2 separate regions of the Homo sapiens genome follow, and region 2 is linked to region 1. The links are chromatin loops, found by intact Hi-C in ENCODE. Cell type or tissue: PC-9. All regions are shown on one strand. Links, peaks and the distances in the headings refer to the core of each region. The heading gives the core; the rest is flanking DNA.

Evidence for each region. Peaks named below come from ENCODE experiments on the same cell type or tissue, not always from the same donor. Only the 100,000 strongest peaks of a DNase experiment are listed, where the experiment ranks them.
Region 2: a loop joins it to region 1, with 9 times the contacts of the local background. A loop is called at or near these places in 2 of 110 quality-filtered maps.

The regions. Positions count from the first base shown.
Region 1 is chr3:177,805,581-177,816,635 of GRCh38, forward strand. No RefSeq gene overlaps it. Among named protein-coding and RNA genes, the nearest start is that of LINC02015, 5.8 kb to the right of the region's middle. In PC-9, for the core only: no CTCF peak of the experiment used is centred there; a DNase peak (open chromatin) is centred at 4,761; H3K4me3 peaks cover 616 bases; H3K27ac peaks cover 2,322 bases.
Region 2 is chr3:177,443,113-177,454,167 of GRCh38, forward strand. The region is part of intron 1 of LINC00578 (long intergenic non-protein coding RNA 578); the gene reads left to right. Among named protein-coding and RNA genes, the nearest start is that of LINC00578, 6.7 kb to the left of the region's middle. RefSeq lists a silencer at 9,355-9,555. In PC-9, for the core only: no CTCF peak of the experiment used is centred there; DNase peaks (open chromatin) are centred at 5,079 and 6,599; H3K4me3 peaks cover 1,609 bases; H3K27ac peaks cover 3,354 bases.

The DNA.
Region 1 (11,055 bases), core at 2,344-7,343:
GAGATCAGACTTCCTTGTCACCAGCCATTCAGTCTTTCTTCTTCAAGGGCTCTGACGGTCCAGTCAAACCACTAGTTTCTCCTCATAAACGTGTGGCTTCTTACCCCAACCAACTCCCCTTTCACGCAAAGTAGACGCAGATGACCTTGAAGTTCTGTATACCATGAATCTTTCTCTTCTGTGGTGTTTACAGTCACAGCTGAGTACCACTACTCGCCAATTCAGATTATTGTGCAAAGTTCACCAACTTTTTCTTCTTGGATATCCTAGGCCACTTTGCTTAACATACTTGAAGTAGCTAGCTTCTCTGATTGAAAATCAGACCAGTTTATCTGTAAATTCAGTCAAGGTTTTCACTGAACAGTTATCCTCATGTTTACACTGATTATTTTCTCAGTTTTTAACCATTCATTTTTAAGCAGGAAGTAATCATAGTTGGGCCTTTTTACTTGACTCATTGGATTTGCCAGACATGGAGAAGTTTTACGTTCTTTGATTAAAACTTCAGTCACATATTTTCTTTATGTTTTTTGCTGTTCTCCAATATAAAAGTTAGACTCTTTAAAAATATTTAGGAATTTTGCAGTCTCCTTTCTTGAAGTATAACTTACTACAGTAAAATGCCCAAATCTTAACTTATAAGCTGATTGACTTCAAACATATCTACATCCTCTTGTAATTACTCCTAGATAAAGATTAAGATAATTTCCATCAACTTAGAAAGCTTCACCATGCCCCTTCCCAGGCAATATTCCACCTCAGAGGAAACCATTGTTCTGACTTCTATCTCCATAGATTAGTTTTGTTTATTCTTCAGCTAAATAATTACATAATACAGTATGTATTTTTTCTGCCTTCTTTTATTTAACACAGAATTTTTGAGGTTCATCTACATTGATGTATTAGTAATTTGCCCTTTCTAAATTGCTGAAAGTATTTCATTGTGTAGATATACATGGTATTTATCCATTCTCCGATTGATGAACTAGAGAACTGTCAGCAGCCCTTCACTCTGGTGAAGACTAGAAAAACTTTCAATTTTTTTTCTAGTTTATGGCTATAAAAAAGCTTCTATAAATATTCTTAACATAAATTTTCATTTTGTTTATTTTTAAGATAGACACATGCATGTATTTCTCTTAGTTGCATATCAAAGAGTGGAGTTGGTGAGCCATGGGGTGTGTTTAATTCTTCAGGAGACTGCCAAATAATCTTCCAAAGTGGTTGGATTGTTACATATTCCCAACAGCAACAGAAAAAAGTTCCAGGTGCTCCTGTTCTCACCAACACTTGGTATTCTCAGTGTTTTTTTTCTTAGCTTTAGCTATTAAAATGCCTAATTAGTGAGAAAAGTGTACATTTTGATGCCCTTAAGGAAATATGCCTGCTACTGAACTCAGATAAGGAGCTGAGCATGAAAGGACTCAAAGGGAAAAAAGAATTCTGTTTAGACAGAAAAAAAAGTTTCAAGTCTGCAGATTTTTTTTATCAACATCTGAAGAGGGATGCCATGCCGTGAATTTTCCTTCAGCCATGAATTGTGATAACATAAGAAAATGAAAACACAAGCGAAATCTATTCACAAAAAGGTAGAATCTGGTGTGAAGAACCTTAACTGGCAAAAAGGAAGATTTAATTTGCAGTTATTTGAACTGAGCGTTCTTTTTTTGATCCTTTGATTTTTGATCACTCTGTTCTCTCTACGTGGGTGCTATTGCAAACACGCTTGTCTTCAAACTCCTTGACATAGCTATGTGTCATTCTTATGGGAAAATTTCCCAACTCTAACTTGCGAGACTGGCCCTAAATGGAACACGCTGTGCTATAAAAATGAAAGACACTTTATAAATGTATCTCTTCTAAGAGGTGTGTTATTTTGCATAAAATAGAGTTAACAAATGATCTGCTTTTAGAGTATGAGTTAACACTAAAATTTTAATATTTGTTCCAGTTTCATATTTTAAAATTATTTTCAACTTAGTCTTTTTGAGAATGTCATAGAAGAATACATTTATTTGAAGAATCAAGAAAAAATCCAGCCTACTCTACTTAAGAGTCAACGATTCTACTAGCACATTCCAAAAATGTCTTTCCTTTGAATCCTCATTGTATCTTATGGATTTATCACACATACTTAACTTTTTCTTTACAAACCTGTTTCTATCTGCTAGATAATGGCAATCTTGCTGGCAGTGATCATAGCCCATTCTCCACTCCCGGGGCCTGGTATGGGGTCTATAACATACTGAGTCCAGAATTGGTGGGTTCTTGGTCTCACTGACTTCAAGAATGAAGTCGCGAACCCTCGCGGTGAGTGTTACAGTTCTTAAAGGCGGTGTGTCTGGAGTTTATTCCTTCTGATGTTCGGATGTGTCCGGAGTTTGTTTCTTCTGGTGGGTTCATGGTCTCGCTGGCTCAGGAGTGAAGCTGCAGACCTTCGCGGTGAGTGTTACAGCTCTTAATGTGGCGCGTCTGGAGTTGTTCATTCCTCCCAGTGGGTTCGTGGTCTCGCTGGCTTCAGGAGTGAAGCTGCAGACCTTCATGGTGAGTGTTACAGCTTGTAAAGGCAGTGTGGACCCAACGACTGAGCAGTAGCAAGATTTATTGCAAAGAACGAATAACAAAGCTTCCACAGTCTGGAATGGGACAGGGCCCTAGGGTTGCCACTGCTGGCTCAGGCAGCCTGCTTTTATTCTCTTATCCGGCCTCACCCACATACTGCTGATTGGTCCATTTTACAGAGAGCCAATTGGTCTGTTTTACAGAGAGCTGATTGGTCCATTTTGACAGGGTGCTGATTGGTGTGTTTACAATCCATGAGCTAGACACAAAAGTTCTCCACCTCCCCACTAGATGAGCTAGATACAGAGTGCCGATTGGCGTATTTACAAACCCTAAGCTAGACAGAGTGCTGATTGGTGCATTTACAAACCTTGAGCTAGATACAGAGTGCCAATTGGTGCATTCACAATCCCTTAGCTAGACACAAAGATTCTCCAAGTCCCCACCAGATTAGCTAGACACAGAGCACTGATTGGTGCATTTACAAACCTTGAGCTAGACACAGAGTGCCAACTGGTGCATTCACAATCCCTTAGCTAGACATAAAGATTCTCCAAGTGCCCACCAGATTAGCTAGATAGAGTGCCAACTGGTGCATCCACAAACCCTGAGCTAGACACAGGGTGCTGATTGGTGTGACAAACCTTGAGCTAGGCAGAGTGCTGATTGGTGCACTCACAATCCCTTAGCTAGACACAAAGGTTCTCCAAGTCCCCACTAGACTCAGGAGCCCAGCTGGCCTCACCCAGTGGATCTTGCACCGGGGCTGCAGGTGGAGCTGCCTGCCAGCCATGCACCCGCACTCCTCAGCCCTTGGGCGGTCGATGGGACCCGGCACCGTGGAGCAGGGGGCGGTGCTCCTCTGGGCACGGGGGTGGGGGCGGGGGCGGGGGGAGGAGGGAGAGACTCAGGCATGGCAGGCTGCGGGTCCCTAGCCCTGCTTGTGGGGAGGCGGCTAAGGCCCGGTGAGAAATCGAGCACAGCAGCTGCTGGCCCAGGTGCTAAGCCCCTCACTGCCCGGGGCCAGCGGGATTGGCCGGCCACTCTGAGTGTGGGGCCCGCGGAGCCCATGCCCACCCGGAACTCGGCTGGCCCGCAAGTGCCCTGGGCAGCCTGGTTCCCACCCACGCCTCTCCCTCCACACCTCCCGGCAAGCTGAGGGAGCCGGCTCAGGCCTTGGCCAGTCCAGAAAGGGGCTCCCACAGTGCAGCGGCAGGCTGAAGGGCTCCTCAAGTGCGACCAGAGTGGGCGCCAAGGCCGAGGAGGTGCCCAGAGCGAGCGAGGGCTGCGAGGGCTGACAGCACGCTGTCACCTCTCAATACTAATTGATAATAAATGTTTCTGGAATGCTGAATTGCATGAAGGAAATGAGAGAAAATCACATAAGCTGCTTTCAAGTCCCGACCTCTGAGAACAATGCATATACCTTTGGACAGCTTATTAAAAGGAAAATTTCAGGATGTGTACAATGTTATTTTCTGTTTATTCCTGGACATGAACATAATATTTAATTAAACTCTGAGAGGTAATACTAATAATATTTGTGAGACTGTACACTAGCTATAGAATGACAAAAGTTACAGCTTTCATAATCTTTTCCTGTGGAATAACACATACTAACAGAAAATTGTTTGCTATTTTCCCTTTAGCAAGGCTAAGGTATTGTCCAGTGGTTTGGCCAGTGAAGTCAAAATATCCCCACCATTTACTTGGTGAAAACCACTGAATCAGTTTCTACGAGGTAGAGAGAAATAACCTCAGAAGCTAGCCTTATAGACTCAATTTATAAAGTCATGGTAAGTCTAAAACAAACAAACAAAAAACAAACAAACAAAAACCTCCCCACCAAATGTAAGAGAAATGAAGAAACAAGATTCCAGATTCAATTTATATAAGTTTTCTCTTCGAAAAAGTTATTTCTAAGAGCCCTGAAAATAAAAACCATTTTACCTAGTTATAGAGAAAATTATTTTTCCAGATTTTTTTGGCAGTGTTTTAGGTAGAAAAAAAGTTTTGTAATGAGATTCTCCTTCCATAATTATTCGTATCTGTGCATTTGGTAGGTACTGAACACACTCCACTGTATCTCAGAAGGGATCTACAGATAAAGATGACTCAGCACAAACAGTTCCAATCTGAAGCATTCAGAGAATCTCTTCTTTCCTTGTTCTCAGATGTTTTGAAATAAACATTGGCAGTGTTTATTTATGAAGGTTCGGGACTTTTTGAATGTGTCAGCAGCATGCCTTGACTCTAAACAGACTATGTTGCAATTTTTTTCCCTGATGATTCAAAACTATAAACTTAAAATTACCTAATTAAAAAGATACTGAACTACAATAAACTTGGACTACAACTTCAGTTATGTACCTTGTCTGAAATTAGATCATTTCAATAACCCCTCTTCATGCCAAAGACAGCGTTTCCTCTTAGTGCATAAACATCCTCTGAACTCTGACTGAGGGTTCTTTGTTGCTTGATCATTGTTGTTTTGAACGATATAATTTTAATTCTTTCCCTGTTTTGTTAAATTGAGGATTTTGGCTCAAATTTATTTTTCTTAATAGGCTATGAGTTACACGGAGAAGTAGAAAGAAAATAGCTCAAGAGAAGTGTCAACAAATACTGTTGGGGGGGTACTCAATTGTTTAAATAAGAATTTAAAGCTTAAGTTTATTGTGAATAATTCTCATTCTGGAGAGATGAAACGAAGAACCTATATATACTGCAGTCTAATGATAAATATTTAAAATCCAACGAGAAACACTCATCCGACATACATATTTCTAGCATTTTCCTGATGTTGGTAATGCATTAATAATGCTTCAATTGATTGGCATATATTTTGGTGGATAGGCCAAAAACAGGATGTCAATTGCTAGAAAGCAAGATGCCTTCTCTCCTCTATTTTCTCTTTTCTTTAGGTCCCATGAAACCTCAGCTTCCCTATTTGTTTAATGGAGATAATCATTCTTTCTTCATTTTTTCATAGTCAAATTGGCTGTAGAGTTCACCCAAAATGATGTCTATGGACATATTTAAAGATATCACAGGCCATAGAAATGTGTTAAACTTTTTTGTTAATGCTGGATAATATGGCCTGATCTCGTACTTTCTTCTTGTAGTAATTTTTACTTCCTCATTTTGCTCCTGTAAAGTATCTATGTTGAAGGGAGAATTGTGAGCTCACTCATCCATGAAGAAAAGAGGTGAGAGAGACTGAAACGGAGGCGAAGAGGAAGAAGATTATTATCCCTTATCTCTAACTTTTCTACAAGTATTTGCTTCTAGAGAGACATGAATAATAGTGAGAAAAGTAGGAAATTTCCTTTCTTTCCTTTTCTTTTTTGAGATGGCATCTCACTATGTTGCCCAGGCTACCTTTCAACTAACTCCTGGGCTCAAGTGATCCTTCTGCCTCACTTACCTGAGTAGCTGGGACTACAAGTGTGCTCCACTGCACTTAGCTTAAATGTCTTTTCCAATAAATAAATACATAAATAAAAGGCTGGAATCTATTTTTAAAAAATTTGTGTCAACCCAGAATACAATAAAGAGATAAAAGGTTTAAACAGTGTCTATATCTTCTGCCATCCCAAGAGCCACTTAAGAGGAATGCTAGAACTCAATAGGTAACAGACTGAAGATAATTATCCTAATCATAACTTCTAGGGGATTGTGGGTAGAAAGGGGGTGCTGGTGTGAAGTTATTGCATTTAACTTTACACAACCATACAGGGTAGTTATGTTTAGGCTGATATTACGAGAGCTAAAAGTGAAAGCCCAAGGAGGTTAAATTCCTAGGTTACAGTGAAACCAGTGTCCAAACTAAGATTTGTTTTTAAAGACTGTTCTCTGGCTATGGCAGAATCCAGTCACATACAAGGTACAGCCCCTAGCATTGTGGTTTGTGAAAAATAGATGCCTAACAATTGCATGTTGAGTCAGAGGTCACAGTAGCTGGAAAGGGTAATGGTGTTTGGTAAATTGGATAAATTCACTTTATATTGTTGATTTCTTTCTGTAATTTTTTTTTTTACTGCATCTGTAAGCTATCTGAAATGTGAGCACTGAATTTTATCTATTTGTCTTTTTGGTTACAGTAAGAAGTACAGATACTTTGCTCGGTTGGTGGAACAAAATTATAGATGAGATGTGTCAATATTGTGGTTGTCTCTAAATTTGTTTATGAGAGATTTTTGTAAAAATATCTTTTGCCTTGGAATAAAAAGAAGATAAAAAATTTTGATATTGGAGTTGTATGCAAATCTGCAAAACTTTCATCTATTATTGCCATGAAATTACTATGTTTAGAACAATCCTTAACCTACACTTATCTATGACATTGCCTGTCAATTTTATGAAATGGAAAGATGGCTTGGGTGACTTGAACCGCCGGTAAGAACGTCAGAGAAAAGTTGATTTCCTATTCTGACCGTAAGACCAGCTTATAAACTGTTCTTTAAAAACTACTCTTGGCAACTTCTGTTTTCATCCATGACAGAATAACTGGTACCAATCCATATCTCCTGCCAAAAACCAACTATAAAACTGAGCAAAATGCATGAGGTAACTTTTTCCAGGCATTGGAAAACAGTCAATGTAGTACTGAGAGCCTGAGAAGTTAGTGCCACGATGGGCTCTGCTTTCTCCCTTGGGGGCACCTTGCCACTGGGCAGGGAGGAGGAGCCAGGTAGAGTGGTGGTCTCAGTGACTGGTCTCAATATTGACTGGTGCAAGATATGTGGATTTGAAATCCCAGAGAAAGGGGCAAACGAGAACTGAGTAGAAAATGTATCTGAGAAGTAGAAACCAAAAAATACCTACATTTCAAAGGACATATCAACTTACAAATCCAAGAGGCTGAACACAAGGATAGCTACAAGTAAAACCACACCTAGGCATAACATATTCAAGCTCCTGGAAACCAAAGTTAAAGAGAAAAGTAATTATTAGTACGAAAGAGCAGTGTTACAAAAGATAGCTGCTTTCTCAGACAGTGGGGACTTAAATACAATGAAATAACACTTTAAAAGTGTTGAAAGGAGGGGAAAAATCTGTGACTTTAAATTTTATACTCTGATTAAATATTGTGATAGGCAGAATAATGGCCCCCTCCCCTCCCCTCAAAATGTCCACCATAGTCTCATCCCCAGAACCTGTGAATATGTTACCTTACATGACAAAGGGGACTTTTGCAGATGTGATTAAGGTTGCAGACTTTGGGATGGATATATTTATTCTGAATTATCTTGGTGGGCCAAGTACAATCACATGGGTATTTAAAAGAAGAGAATCTTTCCCAGCTGTGGCCAGAGGGAGACGTGACTATGTAAGAAAGGTCAGAGAGATGTGACATTGTTGGCTTTGAGGATGGCCATGAGCCAAGGAATGCAGGTGGCCTCTAGAAGCTTGAAAAGACAAGGAAATGGATTCTGTCCTAGAGCTCCCAGAAAGAACACAGCTCTGCTGACGCATTGATTTTAGCCCAGTGAGACCCAGGTTGGATTTCTGAACTGTACAATAATAAATTTTTGCTGTTTTGAGGCGTTAAATTTGTGGTCATTTTTTATGGTAGCAATGGGAAACTAATATAATATCCTTCAAAAATAAAGGTGAAATTGTACATATTTATGGGGTACAGTGTGACTCTTTGATACATGTGTACATTGTGTAAAATCAAATCAGGGTATTTAGCACATCCATTACCTGACACATGTATTATTTCCTTATTGTCATTAAAAAATAAAAATAAAATCTAAAGGTGCCGTGGAGACATTTTCACATAAGCAGAAGTTGAGAGAATTCAGAATTCATCTTTAGTGGACCCGCATTACCGGACATTTTCACAAAGCAAAAGGTGAGAGAATTTGTCACCAGCAGAATTAAGCTGTAAGAAGTACTCAGGGAAGTTCTTCCACCTGAAGAAAATGAAATTAGGACGGTGGAATGGAGTAAATAGCATTGGAAATGATACATATGTCCTTCGTTGCTGTTGTTTCTGCATTAAAGATGGAGCAGCACTCTTTCCAACTCTCTACATCCCCAGTGGGTGCTGCAAGTAAGGGCAATAGCATGGACTAAAACTAAAAGTATGGCAAAAGATAACCCATGCCAAAAGTAAACATAAGAAAGCTGGCCTGGCTATATTAATATCAGACAAAGTGGATTGTCAGACCAAGATCATTACCAGAGGTAAAGAGGATACTTTCAGAATAATAAAAGGCCCAATTTATCAGTAAGGCATAAAACTCTTAAATGTGTAGGCATCAAATAAAAGAACTTCATAATTCCTGAAGTAAAAATCTGGCATAACTTTAGGAAAATACATATAAATCTAGAATTTCAGTTAGATGTTCTAGAAATCTCTCAGTAATTTTGTCTGCTCATTGACAGAATAAGCAGACAAAAAATTGAGGAAGACTATATATACAGAATATCTGAACATCACCAACTGCCTGAACCTAATCACTATTGACAGAACACTGTACCTGATAATTGCAGAGTGCACATTCCTTCCAGTACTCATGGACTATTCACCTAGATCATATTCCGGACCTTAATAGGAATCTCAATCAATTTGAAAAGACTAAAATCTTACAGAGTATGTTCCCTGACCGCAGTATAACTGAATTAGGAATCAATAACAAAATGATCTCAAGGAAACTTTCATATATTTGGAAATTAACAACACACTTCCAAATAACCCATAGATCAAAGAAGTACTTATAAGAGAAGTCAGAAAATATTTTGAACTAAATGATAATAAAAGCACAAAATATCAATATTTGTGAGATGTAGCTAAAACCATTCTTAGAAGAAAATTTGTAGAAGAAAACACTAACAAAGGAAGAAAAATAGTCACTTTCTGGTGCTCAATAAATTATTAGTTTTTAATCATTATTAATAGTATCATATACATAGCAAACTTAGTTTAGACAAATTTACAAAACGTGTGTGTCAGGGTAATGTTACCTATGGCATTCGTTATCAACAATTACCTCTTAAATTTGGCAAGGAATTTCATTAACATAGATTCCATTTCCTAGTGAAAGAGAAGAGCAAAGCATCTGCAGCTTAAAGACCTGGTTCCATCTTCTTCTTCTGCCATTTACTACTGTTCTGACTTTCTCTCTCTTGGTGGCAACTTTCTCAACTGTAGTGGAAAAAATGATATCTGCCTAATCTATGTCACAAAGTCACTCTAGAAAATAGAATGCCATATGAAAACGGACTTAGTGCCAAAAACAGTTAAGGCAATTATTCTTACTCATGAAGGAAGCTAGAGAGTGTTCCTGCTTCTTTTATATATTGCTTGTTTCACTGACGCTATCATTCTCTCTGATTTTTATATGTGGCCTTGAACTCAACAAAGGTTTATATTAAAGATCTTCTATGTAAATAATTGCAAAATTAGACCAGAAGAGAAACTAATGGGCAACTATGGCGTTAGAAGCTTGAACCACTTTCACAGCCTGCAACACCTGTTGAGTCACGTTCATGCTCCTAGGTGTAACATTCAGGGTCTCCATCACCTGGTTTCTCTCTGTTCTCCGGCCTCATTTTAACCTACTTAGCTCTAAAACTTTTAGACTGTTTCATGCCTTTGAATATTTAATCATGCAGTACCCACTGCCTTGAATGTTTTGCAAACTTTTTTTTTTTTAACTTGAAAAACCTGCTATGATTCCCTCTAGTTCTAGTTCCAGGCATCATCTTCCCCAGGAAGCTTTTCCCTAATCTCCTTAGGAGTTAAGGGCCCCTTCCTTCTACCCCCACAGAATCCTGCACAAAATACTGTCTTATAACCCCTGATATTGTGTTGTATTTTCTGTGTAGGAGTCTGTCTCATCACCCAGACTCTTGAGTTACACAAGGGAAGGACATGTTTTATTCATTTTTGTAGATTTAGTACAAAAGAGTACATTATAATAGGGTGCCTAGTGCATATTAAGAAATCAATAAATATCCATTACTTTCTTTAAAAAAAAATGAATTGCTTACACTTATAAATCTATTGAAAGTATCATGGCAAGAAGCAAAGCTCTTAAAAACCATAAAGAAATTATGAATTTTTCAGGGTTTTTGGAATGTGGTTGCCACTTAACATTCAAACTATTAATAAAATACTAATGTGGGTATAAACTGAAAACTCAGGTGTGTTTTTCTTTAAATAAATTTGGTGCAAGGAAATCTGTGATTATGTTGTTAAAATTGAGAATTAGAAAGCGGTTCTTCATTTAATGAAGAAGACTTTCTTTATACAAAATAAGCCATAAGATTAAATGGTGAACTGCTTGTGGACATTAAATTGACTAAAAAAGAGGTTTAAATTCCCATACAAGGAATACGTGATATGCACTAACTTATGTATATCTATATCTTAATAGAATGTGTTGGGCACGTCTACAAGATTTTCCTTAAAATGTAGAAGAAGCCTAGAGTATAATATTTAAGAAAGATTACATATTATTCCAGTTAAAACTTTCAAAT
Region 2 (11,055 bases), core at 3,530-8,529, 360 kb before region 1:
CCTGCCTCAGCCTCCCGTGTAGCTGGGACTACAGGCGCCCACCACCACACCCAGCTAATTTTGTTTTTGTATTTTTAGTGGAGACAGGGTTTCACTGTGTTAGCCAGGATGGTCTCGATCTCCTGACCTCGTGATCCACCCGCCTCAGCATCCCAAAGTGCTGGGATTATAGGCATGAGCCTCCGCACCTGGCCAATAAAAGTTTTTAATGAAATAAACTGCTTACTGTATGGGGTTTATATTGATATTTTCTATTCTATTTCATGAAAACTACTACTGGTCACTAACCAATTAAGTTGGTTTTAGAGTCACCTAATTGTGTGTCTGTGGGGTGGGCTTGCTGTGTTTAACACTTAACCTCTGCTTCAGTCCATCTCCTAATTCCTGTCTTCTTCCAATTGTAGGGGCAGGGACCAAATGGGACTTATCCACCTTATCTGTCACTGAACTGGGGCGTTATGATGACTAATGCAGAAGGAACACAAAGTAAGCTAGGAAGGCTGGCATGAAAACAGAGAAATGTAATAAGTGCCTGAGAGCAGAAACAAACCTGGTAGGCAGTAATGCAGCCTCAGGCAGGGCTGGCAAGAATGTTTTGAGTATCCTTTAGAGATCTTCAATGCTGTCAGTTTTCTACGTGTCACTGAGCTCCAATTCCCTTATCCGGGGCACAGTAGAACCTCCTCTGAGAGAAACTAATGTTGCTGACTGAAGGTCATGGCCAAAATCATGGTGTGCACACACCCCCAGGGTCACATTCTTTCTGATTCAGTGATAATTATACTAAAATAATAATAGAAATAACTGCCATCATTTCTTTCTTTCTTTTTCTTTCTTTCTTTCCTTCCTTCCTTCCTTCCTTCCTTCCTTCCTTCCTTCCTTTCTTTCCTTCTTTCGTTCTTTCTTTCTTTTTTTGAGACGGAGTCTCACTCTGTCACCCAAGCTGGAGTGCAGTGGCACAATCTCGGCTCACTGCAAGCTCCGCCTCCTGGGTTCACGCCATTCTCCTGCCTCAGCCTCCCGAGTAGCTGGGACTACAGGCACCCACCACCACACCCTGCTAATTTTTTTTTGTATTTTTAGTAGAGATGGGGTTTCACCGTGTTAGCCAGGATGGTCTCGATCTCCTGACCTCATGATCCGCCTGCCTTGGCCTCCCAAAGTGCTGGGATTACAGGTTTAACATCATTTCTTAGTGATTATTATGTACCAACATGTTATGTACATTATCTTATTTAATTTTTGTATGAATCTTATGAAGTAGGCAATATTTCACTCATATTACAAATGAAGAAATGGAGACTTGTGGCAGGGCCCGGTGGCTCACACCTGTAATCCCAGCACTTTGGGAGGCCGAGGCAGGCGGATCACCTGAGGTCAGGAGTTTGAGACCAGCCTGACTAACATGGTGAAGCCCCATCTCTACCAAAAATACAAAAATTAGCCAGGCGTGGTGGCACACACCTGTAGTCCCAGCTACTCAGGAGGCTGAAACAGGAGAATCACTTGAACCTGGGAGGCGGAGGTTGCAGTGAGTTGAGATCGTGCCATTGCACTCTAGCCTGGGAGACACAGCAAGACTCTGTCTCAAAAAAAAAAGAAAAAAAAATGGAGACTTGGAAAGATTAGATAAGTGATTTGCTGAATGTCACACAACTAGTAAGTGGCAGAGGTAGGATTTGAACTTCAGTCTGCCTCCTTTGTTGTGTCTATTCAACCGCAATACATACATTGTATTGTGTATGTATGAAAGTGTTCAGATGACCTTTAGATTTGAGGAAACACTTTCATTAGGAAGTTGTACCTCCCCTCATTGCAGAATTGCCAGTGTTTTCTGGAGATCTGCTGCCAAAATGGGTTCTTATATCCTGCTGTTCCAGAGACATGTATAGAAACCAGACTAAACACAATAACCTTTCTTTCAAAGAATGTTTTCTGAAGATAGTAGACAAAGTTTAAAAATTCTCCCAATTGAAAACACTGGTATTTCTTTCTTTCTTTTTTTTATTTAGATGGAGTCTCGCTCTGTCGCCAGGCTGGAGTGCAGTGGCGTGATCTCGGCTCACTGCAACCTCTGCCTCCCGGGTTCAAGTGATTCTCCTGCCTCAGCCTCCTGAGTAGCTGGGATTACCGGCACCTGCCACCACACCCAGCTAATTTTTGTATTTTTGGTAGAGACGGGGTTTCACCATGTTGGCCAGGATGGTCTCCATCTCCTGACCTCGTGACCCGCCTACCTCAGCCTCCCAAAGTGATGGGATTATGGGCGTGAACCACTGTGCCTGGCTACACTGGTATTTCTATGTGTGTGCTACCAGCAAAGACTAGACACAAGCTAATGTTTATAGGGGGCAAAAATCCATGTGTTATATGTATGCTTGCACTTCTATTTTCAGAAGATTCTATGGGAGAAAGTTCTTTAGTAAATCAGATCAAAATGTAAACAAAACCTAGTTTGCATGTTGGAAAATGTAAAATGGGAAATTAAAACATAATTGTGAAAGGCAGACAGACTTTTATTTACTTAGTACCATATTATAATCACAGTGATTTAGGCCACAGGCTTTACTTGAATAAAACAAAACCTTGGGATTATAAGTATAAATGTGAGTCCAATGCTTTAATTTGCTAATTATGCTTCCTGGTGATAGAGGGAGGCTTATCATCTGTGTGGGTGGGGTTTTATTATGTTATTTTATTGACATGAGAAGAAGAGGCTATAAAAATGGTGCAATATTCCCACTTAGTACACAGATTTTTTTAAGCCTGAAGTTAGTAATTATGAATAAAATTAAAATCCATTGCATATTAGTTGTAGAAAATAATATATAAACTTAATTACATCTTCTAGGTAGCAATTATTTATTCTATACTAGTCATCACTAGAGAAACAAAATACATAACAAAGAGGTATTTATGAAAAGGATAGAAGGAGAATTATAGGGCTGTAGAGCTGGGGTATAGTATCTTAAAGATGACATTGTTGTTGTTTTTTGGATAGGAAAATAGAGTCTGAGAGTGCTTAGGTAGCTTGTATAGGTCACACAATGAGCAGTGGCACAGCCCAGGGTAGAGAAGCCACGACTCCTTATTGCCCAGGCTGGCGAGTTCCTCAGTGAGTTGTTATTCAGTGCAGCAATTAGCTTGGGCAGACTCTGGACTGTAAAGCAGGAAGGGGCCTTGATAATAGCAATCGAGAGACCAAAAAGCCAACTCACAAGTCTTTCCTGAAGGAATAACAAAACATTTTTTTTCCTCAGTGTTTCGGTTTCCATGTCCTATGGCACTACATTAATATAATGTATTTAGGGAACTGAGAGGGTTTTCTTATGCAACATATCACAATAATGTCCGTCAGTCTCATGAATGAACTGTGAAAGGATCGCTGACCTCAGGACAGCTTGGCAGTAAGCACCATTAAGCAGCCAGACTTTATTCACACCAGCCTGGAGTAAAAATAAGGTTCTCTCCAAGTTAATGACCTTTTTGTGAATAAACGGAATCTCTGACAGTGATCCTCAGCACATCGTTTTCAAGACACGTGAACCACTTGTTTTTGAAATAGAGCGACATGCTGAAAGCCTCAGGGATAAATAGCACTTAAAACATAAAAACACGGCAATTCCTATTGAGCCATCCATCCCCATTGGCGTACCAGAGCCGGAACCATATGTGTGAATGGCCTACAACACGGGCATGGGGTTATGATGGATGAAATACTGAATGCGAGTGCCTCTGAAAAAAAAATCAAAGATGAGAATCCCAAGTCAATCATTGTCCTTCTAAGGAACCCGAACTTTAAAACCCCTACTACCGTTTTTTCTCTTTTCCATAAACACTGTATAATATTAGCTACCCTTTATTGAATAGCCTTCACTGTGGGCTGGATGATGTACCATGTGCACTACCCTAAATGGGTTTTGCAAAGACTCTCTGAAGAGTCCTTATTACCCCCATTTTACAGGTGAGGTTTGGAGAAGTTAAAACATTTGCTACTACATCATACAGCTCACGTATAAACCTAGGTTTGTTGGACAACAAAATCATCCTCTTTGTGACCAAATAATAGCAATAGCATTATTGCTATTATTATTATCTTCTAGGAATAATCCATTTAAAAATCAGACAAACAAGTGTTTTCCCTGACATTAGATCACCAGCTAAGTCAGTAGTGGAGGAACTGACGGACTTGGGAAACCTAATATCAATTCCAGACCTAATACACAGTTTAAAAATATTGAGAATCAGGCAGCAACCTTTATTCGGTCATTTGGATAAAAGTACTGTTATTTTATAATAAAATGTTTCTGTGCTTTTTTTATATCAGAAATATGCTTAATTATTTGGTCATTTCTGACTACCAGATGACATAGTGGCTCCTCAGCTGGTTAAGACTGATTTTCTCAAGTTTATAGCACTAGGGCTTAATTAATTTGCACATTCTGTACAGAATTTGGAGAAGAAAATTCTTAAAAGTTAATGGGCTAGTTTTATATTTAGTCAATATATCTTTAGTACAACTCTGGGCAACAACATTTCATGTTGTATAGCTTAGTGCAATAATAATAGTAAAAGAGAAGTTGTTGATGGCTATAACTAAGGTTTACATTCTGGCTTAAAGCTTTTGCTTTCTGTTTCTTTATATTAAGTCTGTTGTTAATGGATGGGAAGGATTTTGCAGGCCTGGATGAGGTTGGATGTTCAAGTAAGGACACCGGCAAAGCAGGTGACTAGAATCTGATTGAGAAGTTTGGTATTGGAGTCAGTCCTGAGTTCAGATTCTGAGTTTGCCACTTTTTAAAGCTATTTAACCTTTAACAATGTAACCCATCTGTGCTACAGTTTCCACATCTGTAAAATGGGAATCATAATACCTACATGATAAGATTGTGGCAAAAATTGAATGTCTCAGCTTGGCCCAAAGCAAGAGGGCAGTGAACGGTAGCCACTATCAGGAGGTGCTCATGTAAAAGACTTGGAATCTGGCTCCTCAAAGTGAGGACCTGCCCTGACCTGCTCCAGCTCCCGGAAAGGCAGAAAAGCCTGGCAAAGAGCCCACTGTTGTTCTTAGGCAGGCCTCCTCCCCTGCTTTGCACTGAGCTCATCACTCGGGCTGTACTCACCTGGGTCACAAGGAAATATGTAGATGGTAAGTCCCAGAGTCAAGTACAGGTATTTTCCATTTTCATAGCAACTTGTATTCTATTGGGTACACAGTGGTTGTGTGGTAAATATGTATTGATTTTATGTATAATGTGCAGGGCAGAGCTTCTTTCCCCTGGCTATGAGTTGAGAATGGTAATAGGTAGATGAGTCTGCATAATAAAAAATATGGGGCACGTGGAGAGGAAAAAAAGGAATGAGTCTTCCTAAGAGTGAGTATGAGAAATAAGATTTTCCTACAAACCCAACACTGTTATAAAAAGAACAAAAGTCAACCCAGTAAACATCTTATTACCTTAATGAACACTAATTTGATACTTGTGGAAATGCGCTTCAGATTGAGCTGTAGTGTACCGTGAGCCTCTTCAAGAGAACTATTCAAGAGAACTGTGCCGTTTTTGAGGCATTTTTATAGTAAAGCTGGGTTAATTGTGCATCATTTTTATTCATTTCTTTCTACTTGGCAACACCCAACTAAGATAATTTGAGTTAGTGGATGCAGGATATTGAGAACTTCTGAAGCTAGTTTTCTTTAAACTACTAAAAAAATTTATATTCACATAGTTTGGGGTCCTTCTGTCAAAAATGGACAGAGCCTAAAGCGTATTACTTTAACACACTACGTGTACAAGCAAAGCTACAAACACCTATGGAGTAAAGCTGGTCAACTGGGCTGAGGCCAGTCCATTTTTCAAGCTTTTATAAAGATTACTTCAGGTGACAATTTTTACTGAAAACTTGTTTTGTTTTGGTTAACAGTAGTGATAGATTTGTAGATAAACTGAAATTCAAATGCTTATTCATGCTTCAATAAAACCCCTTGATAGGTTACGAGTTTCTTCTTGAGAATAGATTTCCTTACTGTGAACTACTGAGTATTTCCTGTTTTAGGTCAGATTGTAACTACCGCGAAATGATCTATTAGAAAAATTTGGGTCCTTCTAGTGCCAGAGGAAAGAAATGCACAATTAAATACACTCAGATACAAAAAGCAACTGAAAGACAAAGGAGAAGAGAATAGAGAAGAGCCTTATGGTCCTGACATTTTATTTTTGAAGTGTAAGAAAATGACATTTGAGATTTTAATGTGGTTTTGTCTGAGCTCAATCTAAGATTTTACTTATTTCTACGTAACACGTCATCATTAGTTTCAGCTGACCTCATTGCCACATGCATAGCTGAGGGCTTGTGGAAAGAAATCACAGGGATTTCCAGAAAAGGTGACCTCACCACAGAAGCACAGGAGCAAGGAGACCGAGGAAGGCTTCAGGGCTGAGAAGTGAAGTTAATGGGATGAATTCCTGTAGAAAGCTGCAATGTGCTGTAAACAGGGCCAGACTTGCAGTGGCACCCAAGCAATGAACAAAGGCAAATGGGTTGGGAGACTGTGGTTGAGCCCTTTCCTCAGGCAAATCTCCTTTCTCAAGGCCTCAGTTTCCTTTTGACTCAATGTGGCAGTTGGACATAGCTGGATGTCTAAGTTTTCTTTCTCAATGCTGTGGTTCTGGGTGACCAGGTCAAGAGCAGACTCTATTTCTGTTACGCAAGATCAGAGCTCAGGGCCCTGCACCGTCACCTGCTGTGGCTATGAACCCTGTGTCTGCAAAGAAAAGAGATGGGTGGGGAAATTGCATAACTATGAGCAAAATTGCAGGTCAGGTCTCACCCCTGTTCAGGAAATGGAAGGGTTTCCTTTTATCTTCTTGCATAATGGTATTAGCTAAAGATGAATTTATTATAAATAATAAAACAGTCAACATCTATTGAGTGGTTATGATGGGCCAAGTGTGACACTAAGGATTTTTCATGCACTGTCTCATTTACTTCTCACAATAACCCTTTGAAGGAAGTGCTAGCATCATTCTCATTTTTATATACAGATAAAATTGGAGGCCCAGAGACAGAGAATAACCAGCCTCAGTTTCCTAGACCAATAATGGCAGAACTTGTATTCAGACCCAGTTTGACTGCAGAGCCTGGGCTATTTATTGATTTATTTTGAAGTAAGGGTTGCACTCTGTCACTGAGGTTGGAGTGCAGTGGCACCATCATGGCTCAGTGCAGCCCTGACCTCCTGGGCTCAAATGATCGTCCAGTCTCAACCTCCCATGTAGCTGGGGCCACAGACATGTGCCACCAAGCCAGGCTAATTTTTGTATTTTTTGTAGAGATGGGGTTTCGCTATGTTGCTTGGTCTCAAACTCCTGGTTTCAAGCGATCCTCCTGCCTTGGCCTCCCAAAGTGCCGAGATTACAGGTGTGAGCCACTGCGCCTGGCCTGTACCATCTTTTAAAGTCTCATGGCCCAACAGGATGCAAGTTAAATACATATTGATACAATCACCTGGTGCAATTTTATTTTTGGAAAAACAACGGATGCTTACAGGCAAATAGAAATGTTCACTGGGGTCAGGCATGGTGGCTCACGCCTGTAATGCCAGCACTTTGGGAGGCCGAGGCAGATGGATCACCCGAGGTCAGGAGTTTGAGACCAGCCTGGCCAACACGGTGAAACCCCATCTCTACCAAAAATACAAAAATTAGCCAGGAATGGTGGTGCGTGCCTGTAATCCCAGCTTCTCGGGAGGCTGAGGCAGGAGAATTGCTTGAACCTGGGAGGCGGAGGTTGCAGTGAGCCAAGATCACACCATTGCATTCCAGCCTGGGTGACAGAGCAAAACTCCATCTCAAAAAACAAAACAAAACAAAAACAAAACAAAACAAAACAAGAAATATTCATCGGATGGCAGGATTATGGGTGGTAACTCTTTTTTCTCTTCCTTGGTGTTCCGTTAATGCTGTCTGTGTAATGAGAAACAAAATAATAATTTTAAAAACCCAAGGAAATAGATTTCTTCTTTGATGTACTCCTTGTAAGAATTTGGCTTCCAGTAAGCCACGTTCTTCTGAGGAAGGGCAGAGAACTTTGAGTTACGTGTAGCAGACGCTTATTTTGCCGAGGCTTTATGTCAGAGATGGGCTAATTCATGTTTCTCAACAGCCCCGGTGTGCCAGGCTTTGTATGTATAAGAAAAGGGGATGCAGTGTTTGGATTACTCTGCCTCGGTTACTCCTTGTGTAAGCAGTATGGATATTTCTGACTGTCCTTTTGATTCTAGTTGAAGCTGCTTGCCACAGGCATCTCTTAGTAGATTGCTTTGTGATTTATGCAGGTCTAAAGGAGACCAAGGATCATTTATCTTCAAACCAGGAGAGATGAAAGCGGCTCGGTAGTAAAATTTCCTGTGGAGTTAGATGAGAGCATCAAAGGGAAAAAAATGTCATTGTTTCATGAAAACTAGGAAACGTGAGTCAGTTTCTAATGTCGCAGATAGATATTTTCCTGTGAAGAGTTCATGTTTTTGAAAAATCTCCACTAAAGGATAAAAACAACTGAAGCAGTGAATGGGTGTGATTGAAACGCTACCGCCACAAAACATGGCCTTTTCCCGGAGGTTAAGATGAAAATAAAGGATAAAGTGGTGAAAATCTTAAGCTGCCTTAAGCCATTTGTAATTATTTTTCCCATGATTAAATCTAATTTTCTGCTGTTACTTAAATATTTGAACATTATTCTTCTTATTCTTTCTTCGAGGAAAAGAATTCCTCAAAATGGATGCTTCTCCAGCCTGGATATCTTTTGTTTGTTCACATTCCTCATACTCCCCGGCTTTGTATTCATTGACAGCCTCTGTAAAAATGATTCTTCCCCAACTGTTTGATGCTCTGCGCTAATTTGTACCATGGTTACTGTGTTTGGTATGTTGTAAGAGCCCTATTCTTTTTAAATGTGTTCCACAGATTTAGAGATATTTAAAACACTGTGATGCCCGGAGGAAAAAAAAATGTTGTAATCAAGCCATTTGTCACTGTGCATAGGAATATAAGATTTCCACCAGACAGAAAAGATATTATGGGTTTCTCTCTGGCTACTGTACATGCCATAAGTAAAACAATGATGCATGAAGTTGAACTGACTGCCAAAAATAGATCAGGAAGAAAAATTTCTCCCATGACAACTGGCTGTGATCCTAGGGATTTTCCCTTTCACTCTGAAATCTTGAATAGGACTTTATCTTTTCTCTCACTTTCCTTTTCTTTCTTTCCTTTCCTCTCCCTCCTTCACTCCCTCCTTCCTTTCCTCCCTCCCTTTCTTTCCCCTCCCTCCCTCCCTCCCTCCCTTCCTTCCTTCCTTCCTTCCTTCCTTCCTTCCTTCCTCTTTTTTCTCTCTATAAACATACTGTGATTTTGCCTTGAAATTCTCAGCGCAGTAGTAGCAAACAGAAGTGTGGCACTGATCAAGTTAGTTTGAATGCAGAGCCACTGCAGTGGCTTTCTAGTGGAAACATGTTCTCCTCACTCCTAGTTCTCAGACCTTCATTCCTGACTCAGAAGAGCCTGGTAAGCCTGGGGTGATGTCATTTTCAGTCCTGAGGTAATGCTATTATTCAAGACATATTATTAAGCAATTGGATAGAGAAAGGAGTTCCTTTGAATGAATATACTTTATGCAGAAATATGATTCCTCCACAATCAGAGGCCCACACCTAAACCCAGACATTAAGAACAACAAAAGAACATCACCACCATCACCCCCAAAAACTCAGACAAAAAATTTAAAATTCCTCAGAGCATCAATACTGTGCCACTTGAACTGTGTAGTCCACACAACTATCACTTATAAATATCTGGAGAGTCTAAAAGTTGAAACCATCTGGCATTGTGCAACCGACAGTGGACATGTTGGAGTCTGGGGGTAGTATAGTGTATGGGTGCCGGCAAGCAAGAGAACTGGTATAGAATCTGAATTTTAACACTTAGCATATGTTAACTTTGGGCAGGTTACTCAGCTTTTTCCAGTTTCAAGCTCCTCATCTGTAAAACCCTTCATCCCTTTTCTGAAGCCATAAGGGAGTTATAATTAGCACGCCTCCATTGGCTCTGTTTTCCTGCTATTAATCTTTCTTAACATTTATACCTTGTCTTCTCGTTAAGATGGCGGGAGCCTGTGGCTTTGTGCACTCAAAGTCTCTATCATGGTTCTTTTTTCCGAGATTCACAGCATGAAAGCAGTAGATGAGAGAGAATGGTTTTCAGGAGTTTTCAATTGGGTTTGAAACCTGTCAAACTGGTTAAAAATTGCATGTTATTTGTACAGCACCCACTTATTTTATCAGTTGATTAATGAGGTGCTAGAGTAATGTGTTGCTTGTCTCCAATGTCTTAGAATTTGGTATGTAGTACATTTGATGTATAACTGATATGTTATAGTTTTATTTATTTATTTATTTTCTTTTTTTGTGCGCAATAGATTTCTTGAATTTATTTTTCCTATTTAACCAAAATTTTCTCTCTCCCTTCCTTCCTTCCTTCCTTCCTTCCTTCCTTCCTTCCTTCCTTCCTTCCTCTCTTCCTCTCTCTCTCTCTTTCTCTTTCTCTCTCTCTTTCTTTCTTTCCTTCTTTCTTTTATTATTATGATACTTTAAGTTCTAGGGTACATGTGCACAGCGTGTATTTATTTATTTATTTTGAGACAGAGTCTTGCTCTGTTGCCCAGGCTGGAGTGTAGTAGTGTGATCTTGGCTCACTGCAACCTCTGCCTCCTGGGTTCAAGCGATTATCCTGTCTCAGCCTCCAGCCTCCTGGGTTCAAGTGATTCTCCTGCCTCAGCCTCCTGAGTAGCTGACATACAGGTGTGCGTCACCACGCCTGGCTAATTTTTGTATTTTTAGTAGAGATGAGTTTTCACCATGTTGGCTAGGCTGGTCTTGAACTCCTGGGCTCAAGTGATACACCCGCCTTGGTCTCCCAAAGTGCTGGGATTGCCTGGCCGATATGTTATAGTTTGTTTTTTTTTTTTTTGAGATGGAGTCTCACTCTGTCACCCAGGCTG